Regions from separate parts of the Homo sapiens genome. Here region 2 is linked to region 1. Evidence: read pairs that join two places in POLR2A ChIA-PET (ENCODE). Cell type or tissue: K562. All regions are shown on one strand. Links, peaks and the distances in the headings refer to the core of each region. The heading gives the core; the rest is flanking DNA.

The links. ChIA-PET counts read pairs that join two places held together with the same protein. Peaks named below come from ENCODE experiments on the same cell type or tissue, not always from the same donor. Only the 100,000 strongest peaks of a DNase experiment are listed, where the experiment ranks them.
Region 2: POLR2A ChIA-PET joins it to region 1 with 5 read pairs; 1 of 35 experiments calls an interaction of 5 or more read pairs at or near these places.

The regions. Positions count from the first base shown.
Region 1 is chr20:62,569,692-62,574,067 of GRCh38, forward strand. MIR1-1HG (MIR1-1 host gene) reads left to right here. Exons shown (of 4, transcript NR_171007.1): 4 at 753-1,073. It also overlaps the pseudogene RPL7P3. Among named protein-coding and RNA genes, the nearest start is that of MIR133A2, 7.0 kb to the left of the region's middle. RefSeq lists enhancers at 1-114, 2,417-2,546 and a silencer at 2,137-2,226. In K562, for the core only: a CTCF peak has its summit at 2,520; DNase peaks (open chromatin) are centred at 2,180 and 2,540; H3K27me3 peaks cover 2,366 bases.
Region 2 is chr20:63,939,935-63,944,310 of GRCh38, forward strand. UCKL1 (uridine-cytidine kinase 1 like 1) reads right to left here. Exons shown (of 15, transcript NM_017859.4): 8 at 3,719-3,735; 9 at 1,176-1,274; 10 at 1,016-1,109; 11 at 860-922; 12 at 660-782; 13 at 444-551; 14 at 216-372; 15 at 1-121. The coding sequence ends at 42. It overlaps MIR1914 (microRNA 1914), which reads right to left and starts at 1,610; the gene lies at 1,531-1,610. It overlaps MIR647 (microRNA 647), which reads right to left and starts at 2,792; the gene lies at 2,697-2,792. RefSeq lists enhancers at 2,384-3,097, 3,098-3,809. In K562, for the core only: no CTCF peak of the experiment used is centred there; DNase peaks (open chromatin) are centred at 1,956 and 2,458.

The sequences.
Region 1 (4,376 bases), core at 118-4,117:
TCACCCACCACGCCTGCTGCGCCCACCGCACCTGCTGCGCCCACCGCACCTCCTGCACCCACCACACCTGCCGCCCCTGCCGTGGCTCCCGTCCCTCTGCAGGGCCCTACTTCCCTCTCCTCAGCAGCTCGCTCAGGCGCTGTCCATCTCCCACCCCAGCACCCTGTCCCTCCTCAGGTCCTGCTGACCGGGCGGCCTCTGGTCTGCAGCAGGGCACACGGGCCACCAAGCGCTAGGCTGTGGGGTCGCTTGTCGAGGTTGTCTCTCCCAGCCCCTTGCTCCCGTGTCCGTGGCCTGGGACTTCCTCCAGGTGTATTTGTGGAGGAAGCCAGAGAACGGGGGCAGGGTGTGGACAAGCCTCCGAGGGCCTGAACAGGAGGCGGGGTCCCAGGCAGAATGGCCAATGCGGCCTCCCAAGTTTCAGGAACAACCCGTGATCTGGAAGCTTTGGAAACTCTTGAAGACAAGGAGCAATGACCTGGGTTGGACCAAGGATTCCAGATCCCTGCTCTGCTGCCTCCAGTGGGAACACCCACACGCCCTCCCCAGGACCCCTGGGCCGACCACCTGGGTTTGTGTGTTTCAGTCCTGGATCTTGAGCCCTTAGAAGAGACCCTGCTCCCACCCCGGCCACTCCGTCTCCTGCTTCCTCACTTTGTGTCCACTTGTCCCAGCGTGCTGGGGGCGAGGCTGGTGCTCTAGGACAGAATTCTGGTCCTGGCTCCTGCCCTGGGTTTTTTTTTTTCCTGTAGGTCAGCCCTGAAATGTCCATTACTCACAAAGAAAAGGAAAATGCTCATTTGAAAGAAATTCTTCTCTTTGTCAATGCTGAGGCATTCTCTCAGCCCCAGCCCCACAGTGCTCCAGTGTGTGAAGGGCAACAGCTGACGGGGAAGTTCAGCACATCTGTGCTGACCAGGGCTGGAGGCGATGCCAGTCCGTGCAGCTGGGAACGCCTCCTCTGCTATGGCTGGAGCCACTGCTGAAGGGACTCCACCTGGCACCTATGCCACCAATGGCCCCTGAACGGGTATCTAGGCCCACCCTTAATAAAGATGAGCTGCTCATTCCCAGTTTCAGACCTTGTTTATCCTCCCCAGCTCCCCAGTGTGTTCTGGGGGAGATCCCTCCACTGTCAGACAAAAACTTCAGAATGACAGCGGTCATGCCACCGAGCACCAGCAGCATTGGCATGTGCTTCTCCTCGTCAGTGCGCCTCTGGCTCAGTCCAATGCCAAGCACTTACAGCTGGGGAAACACACACAAGCACATACACACCCCATACACTGGCACAGGCTCACATGTGCACACACCCACACATGTGCAAACACACACACGTGCAAACACACACACAGAGGCACATGCACATTCTCACACAGGCACACACAATGCACACATGCACGATGCACACACAGGCACACACGTGCACACCCAGACACATGCTTACACATGCACTTACCTGCACATTCCCACACACGGACATGCAGGCACACCCCTCCACACACACATAAACGCACATGTATGCACAGCTTCTCACAGATACACAAAGCAATGCAGGTACTCATGTATGTATACATGAGTACACATGCATGCACACAGGCACACACATGTGCACAAACATATATATGCACACACCCACACATGCACAACACACACACATAGGCACACATGTGCACACACTCACATGCACACACGCTCCCATCCCCCCACCACACAATCACACAGACGCCTAATGCCTCGCAGCAGGTGAGACCACCCATCAGTAGGATTAGGGGCCAACAGAGGGTTCCGGCAGCAGACGCAGGCAGTTTGGAGAAGGGGCTGGGTGTGAGCTAAGGCAGACAGGGGAGGCTGAGTGAGGGAGGAGGTTGGGTCCCTGAGGTGGGGGAGGGGGATGGGTGGGAGGTGGCTGAGGGAGCTTCCCTGAGAAGCTCAGAATGAGGCAGTCACATGGGGGGTTGTTTGGGCTTTCCCAGGTGAACCCTGTGCTTCCCCCTTCCCTTCCCTCTCCCTCTGTGTTCCCCTCCCCAAAGCTATGGCCCCTCACCACCCCTCTGCCCTGGCACCTCAATGAGACCCTGTGGAAGTTCCTGTAGACAGGAAGTGGGATGGGACCTGTGGGGAGGTGGGGCCTGTGGGGAGGTGGGGCCTGTGAGAAGGCGGGGCCTGTGGGAAGGCGGGGTCTGTGGGAAGGCGGGGTCTGTGGGAAGGTGGGGTCTGTGGGGAGGCGGGGCCTGTGAGAAGGTGGGGCCTGTGGGAAAGTGGGGCCTGTGGGAAGGCGGGGTCTGTGGGGAGGCAGGGCCTGTGGGAAAGTGGGGCCTGTGGGGAGGCAGGGAGCCACGACAGCCTGCCAGCTTTGCCTAACTTTTTATAACAGCTTGATTTTAAAAATGTTTCAAGTCTGTTTCAGTCTGTAGGTCCCTCCTGTTGCTCTCTCTTTTTTTTTTTATAATGTGTCTGCTGAAGGACCAGGTCGTTTGGCCTGGGGTGTGTCATGCATCAGGATTGCTGGTGGCGCCCTCTTGGTGCAGTTCTGCCTGTTCCTCTGTCCTCTGAGCTTCCTGTGTGCTGGTGGCTGGACCCGGAGACTCCTCCCACTCAGGCTGCATCCCTGCAGCAGGAACCCAGGTTCTGTTTTGTCCCCCCATCAGGAGGACACAGGTCAGGGCTGTGCACTCCTGGAATGGTGGCCAGGCTTGCTCTGTGCCTCAAGCCACTAATCCATCAAGGTTGCAAGACGGTGATGTCCTGAGTCTGGAAGTTCTTTTTCACTTATTTGTCGGGATACCTTTATGGAAACTCTTCTCCTCCACGCAGTCTCATCCCCAGTGCCACTGTCCAGAGGAAGCAGGATAAAGGCACAAATCTTCTCCTGCAGCCGCCGCTTTTCAGGAAAATGCACCAGGTCCCCGAAGCCCTCCTGAGGATTGGCTTGCTCGATACCACTGTGCGCGCAGGCCCCTTTCCAGCAGGAACTGTGGACGGCATCGAAGGGAAGAGAAGGTTCCTGCTGCACCAGAAGCCCCTTATGGAGCAGTGAAGGATTTCACAGAACTAAAGATCAGGTGCCTGAGACAGGAGTTTTTAAAAAGATGCTTTGAAAGCCAAGGGGGAAGCTGAGTTATGAGAAAGCTTTGCACCACCGCAAGGAATACAGAGCCCAGAGCTGGGATCCGAGTCACTGTGGCACTGGGACAGAGGCACTTCGTCGTACGCACCTGGGAGCCCAGACTGGCCTGGCCATTGGCAGCAGGGGGTCCCCGGTGTGGGCTTGCAGCTTGTTCACCTTTACTGTGTCTTCAGGGGCACATCTGTCCATCTCAGCAAGGCTTCAGTGAACGTGCCTTCAGGACGTGGAAGCAGACACCGCACTGTGTCGGGGGCCTGAACACGAAGTCGGTAGAGGAGCAGGTCTCCAGGCACGGCTCCGGCAACACCAACAGGAAGCGGGCCACCTTGGAGAGCGCTCTTCCACTGCTGGAGTTCCTGGTCAATACGGCATCGTCTGCGTGGAGGGTCTGATGCATGAGATCTACGCTGCTGGAAAACACTTCAAAGAAGCAGACTACCTCCTGTGGGCTGAAGTTCTCTTCTCCACCAGGTGAAATGAAGAAAAAGCCCACTCGTTTTGTAGAAGGTAGGGGTGCTGGCAGCCAGGAAGACCAGACCAGCAGGCTTTCTAGCAGAATGAACTCAGGTCTACATCATTATTTTTGTAATCTGGTAAGTTAATAAATGGTGACTGCCTTTGAATTTAAAAGAAATATGTATCATTATGGATTCATGAACCGAAACGTGTTTGGTAGGTCTCAGTCCACTGCAATTATTATCATCTTTGCAGCTCAGATCGTCCTGTCTCTGGCCAGGTGTGTCTCATCGGGTGGACCCCACGTCCTGCGTGCTCTCTCAGGGTCAGCTTGGTTGTCATATAATTTACATACAAAAAAAATGCACAGATTTTAAGTGTGAAGTTTGTAGAGTTTTAACAAATGTTGAGTTTTACACTCATGCAACCACCATCACAACCAAGATCTGGAAGATTCCATCAGTTCAAAAACTTCCCTCATATACCTTGGCAGTCATCCCCTTCCTCTGTCCCAGCAATCATGGACTAGCCAGCATGGATCAGATCTGTTTCAGCTGGAACTTTCTAAATGGAATCATGCAGTGTGTGGGCTGTGTGCCTGGCCTCTTTCAACATCATTTTAAGACTCTTCTGCGCTGTTGTGTGTTTCCATAGGTTTTGTTCCTTTTCTTTGCTGAGAAGGGCTCCATTCTATGACGACACCATTGGCCTGCTGATGGGCATTCGAGAGTCTCAGCCTCCACAGGGTGCAGAGGGCAGAGGCAGGGCTGCAGGAGCCACATGGGGCTGG
Region 2 (4,376 bases), core at 204-4,203, 1.4 Mb after region 1:
GCAGGAGGAGGGTGGTGGGGACGGGATGGCTCACTGGGCAGCTAACCCGTGTAGGCCACTTCCTCCTCGTCACTGCCATCGGGGACCGCGTCTGTCCCAAAGTAGCGGTCGCCAAAGTTCCCTGGAAAAAGGGGGGGGGGGGTCCAGTGTGGTGGGGCCTCCCAGGGCCACCCACCCTGCCCTCATGTGCGGCTGAAGGGCCCGGGCAGCCTCACCAATGCCTGGGATGATGCGGAAAAGGTCATTGACCCGCTTGTCCACCGCCGTGGTGATGATTCTCACTCGCGGAAATGCATAGGCCACTGAGTGCACGCCCATCTCTGCCATGAGCAGCGACAGCAAAAAGATCTTGTCCTCAGGCACGTCGTGGTCCTACCGAGTGTATTGGGCAGGTAAATCCCACCTCTGCCTGAACCTGCCCCGCCTACCCAGGGCTCACTCACCAGGAGCACGCGCACTGCCATCATGGCCGCCGCGCCCGTGGACACGGTGCAGTCCATGAGGATCACGTGGTCATCGCTGATGTCCTTGGGCAGCCTCAGGTAGTGGAGCTGCGGGCAGCAGGGGTCAGGCTGCAGGTGGGGCTCCCTGCGTCCCCTTGCTGTGAGCTCCCTCTGCCCCCTACCCCCGGGCTCATCACCCCGGCTGCCCCCAGGCACCTCGGGCTCCCCGGTAAGCTGGTTGGTCTGGATGAGGATGGTGCCGATGCGCACGTCTTTGCACACAGCGCGCAGCGCGGGCTCCATGGTTTCACCGGCGCGCAGAATGGACACACCGGTGATCTGCGGGGAGGGGAGGCTAAGCGCCCACATCCCGCCCCAGCAGCCTGTCCCGCGCCCAGGTGTGCCCAGGCAGGTACCTGCTTCCCCGCATAGCACTTGCCCGCATAGTCCTGCCCCTGCGGGGTCTGTACGACGCAGTCCTGTGGGGTGCAGGGTGAGGACTCCGGTGAGCGCAGGGAGCTCGCACCGGCTCCAAGACCCACCCTCCACCTCGCGGGCTACGGGCTACGAACCTGAAAGGGCAGGAAGGAGAGCGCGTGCTCGATGAGCAGCCGCATCAGTCTCTTGGAGTAGAAGATGAACTCGTCGCGACTGGTCTCCTTGTCCCTGTGGGGCCAACAGTTGAGCGGGAGCACGCGCCCGGGGCCGCCCCGTCCCCAGGTGGGCCCTCACCTGATGATGGTGTGCATGCCCCGTACCTGCGGCGTGCTCTTCAGGACGCTCAGCGTCCGGGGCAGCGGGTGGCACTGGTGTGCCGAGGCCAGCGCAGCCCTGGGGACAAACCGATGGGGAACACTCAAGAAGGGGGTCTTTTCCCAGAGCCCTCCCTCCCCACAGGACGGCTGTGCGTCACTGTGAGGGGAACACACGGGCCAGGCACAGCACGAGGTGCAGAGCGGGCCTGACTTCTGCCTGGGGCTGAGCTGGGGGGAGACGTCGCCCTACCTGAGCTGTCAGGCAAAGGCGAAAGATGGCGGCGAACAACGGGGCAAGCTCACCATCAGGCAGAAAGCTAGCGGGGTAGGCTGTGAGGGCCCCTCCCAGTGCGGGACCCCTCCTGCGCTAAGAGGAAGCAGAAGTGGGCCGGGCACAGGGCGGGCTCACACGTGCTGATAGGTGTCATACCCCAGAATGGGTAGCTTGTCCCCAGCCTCTCCCCGGGGGAACTAAAGCTTTGTGGGGTCAGGCCCCGCCCTGGCTCCTCCCCGAGGTGGTGCGCGGCCCCTCAAGAGAGGGGGGTGGGGGGCAAAGCTGGCTCAGTGTCTCTTGGCTGTCCCGTCCCGCCCCGCTGCCCAAGCCTGGGGATGGCCGGGGCAGCAGCAGGTCTAGGAGCGGGCAGGAAAAGGGCGGGGTGGAGGCAAGAAAGAGGTGGGACAGGGAGGAGGCAAAGCCGGAAAGGGGCATGACAGGGGCAGGGAATGGGGCGGGGCAGGAAAGGGGGTGATGCAGGGGCAGGAAGAGGAAAGCGACAGGCCACAGAATTGGGTGTGGCAGGGGAAGGAAAGAGGCAGGGCACGGAATTGGGTGTGGCAGGGCAGAAAAGAGGCGTGACAGCGGCAGGGAAAGGGGCGGGGCCGGGAATGGGGTGTGGCAGGGCAGAAAAGAGGCGTGACAGCGGCAGGGAAAGGGGCGGGGCCGGGAATGGGGTGTGGCAGGGCAGAAAAGAGGCGTGACAGCGGCAGGGAAAGGGGCGGGGCCGGGAATGGGGTGTGGCAGGGCAGAAAAGAGGCGTGACAGCGGCAGGGAAAGGGGCGGGGCCGGGAATGGGGTGTGGCAGGGCAGAAAAGAGGCGTGACAGCGGCAGGGAAAGGGGCGGGGCCGGGAATGGGGTGTGGCAGGGCAGAAAAGAGGCGTGACAGCGGCAGGGAAAGGGGCGGGGCCGGAAATGGGGTGTGGCAGGGCAGAAAAGAGGCGTGACAGCGGCAGGGAAAGGGGCGGGGCAGGAGCAGGAAAGAGGGCCTAGCGGGAGCAGCGGGGCAAGGGGCTACGGGAAGGCGGGTCACACAGCAGCACCACGGAGCACACTGCTCACATATCCCAACGTAGCTTCCTCTGCTTGCCAGGTGAAGAGCATGTTCAGGGAGGGAACAAGGCAGGAAACGGGGGTTTACAGAGAGAAGGAAGAGAACAAAGAGAAGGCTGCTTAGTTGGGGAGCAGGGCGTTCCCCGCAGGCCTGAGGAGGAGTGTGGGCGGTCAGGCCCCCAGCCCTGCCTGACCCTCCCTCCTGCCCCCGACCAAGGCTTCCTGGGGCTGAAGGAAGTGAGTGCAGCCACAGGCCAACACTTCCTTGGCTGACCAGACGACGGAAAATGTGTCTGGCTGCGTTCAGGTGTTTTTCCAAGTTTGAAACCCTGGAAAGTTTTTCCTCTCAGAACAAAAGCTTCAGGAGGAACCTGACGGGACAAGACCTGCGGGTTCCTAGGCCGAGGAGAGGGCCAAGCGGAGACTCATGCAGGCACCGGAAGCTGGACGGCTGGTGGACGGGCCCTGGAGGCATTTCCAACATTTGGCAAACTCTTTGGAGGGCTCTGAATGTGAGGGCTCTCCCTCCAGGTGGCTCAGTCAGGAGCCTCCCAACCCACAGAAGGCAGGGAGAAGGGCAGGTCCCTTGTGGCTGACCCCCCTGCATGCCTGCCCTTGGGGAGGGACAGTGGGATGCGGCCCCGGCCCAGCCCAAGCTTCTTGCTGCAGTTGCCCAGTTCCTGCTGGCAGAGCTGTGCGGGCTGCGAGGACAGAGCTGGGGCAAGCAGGACCCGGGTGGGTGGGAGGACAGGCGCGAGGCCCTCCACCTGCAACCAGGGAAAGCTGACTGGTCCGTGAGGCTGGGCACAGGAGGTACAGCAGGCTCCCTGGCTGCTGGGACATGTCTGTAGTCACTGCCCCAGAGGCCTGGCAGTGCTGGCTCAGGAGGACAGCTGTGCTCTCTGGGGTCAAATCCCATAGACAGACTCAGGAGTCAGGGGAGCCTCCAGCAAAGTCTGGCCAGGACAGGGTCAGGACTCCGTGACGCTGGGCAAGCTACTTCACGTCTCTGTGCCTCAGTGTCCTCATCTGCCAGCAAGGGGAGGCAGAAGCAGGGCTGGGACCACTCCACACCACCCCTTCTGTGACTGGGGAAGAGCCAGCTGCCTGGCTGGATCACAGCCCAGACCCCAGAGCTCCTTGGAGGTGTTGGAAGTGCCTCCATCTGTGCAGACAGCTGTGCAAGTCTTACCTGACGCTGAGTTCACGCTGTGGCAGCAACACAGGAAGACACAAGGGAACGGTGGCGCGTCAGTGACCAGGGCAGGCGGCCAGGCCACCCCCACCCAGGAATGGACATGCTGCAGGCCCGCGGGGACACAGCCAGCCATGGGGGGTGGCAAGCTTCTAATGCCTGTAACCTGGGGACCACCTGGGCCAGACCTGCAGTTCTGCGTTGGGGCAATCAGAGCCAGGACCCTGGGCTCTGTTCTGCAGGCCTCAGGCCTTCAACATCCTGGTAGGGAGTGTGTTCAGAGCCACTCAGGCTCCAAGGCCCAGCCATAGAATGCCTCAGGGAGCAGGGGACCTCTGGTGGGGGTGTCGCTCCTGGGGTGACCCCCTGAGAAAGAGAGGAGCCTGGCCTGGCGTGGGACTCAGCAGTGAAACCCCACAATCCTGGGCCAGCAGGTCATGCCTGTCTTCCCAAAAGCTCAGGCTGGGTGTGCTGAGCGGGCTGCACCCTCGGCTGGGTCCTGAGCACCTGTACCCCCACCCCAGCTTCCTCAGGGAACCCAGGCCCTGCACAGCACAACGGGATGGGGTCTGGGCTGGACAATCTGACTGGCCAAGCAGGCTCAGGACACTCAGGGCTGGCACCTGGCAGGGGACAGTGAACGCAGGGGGATGAG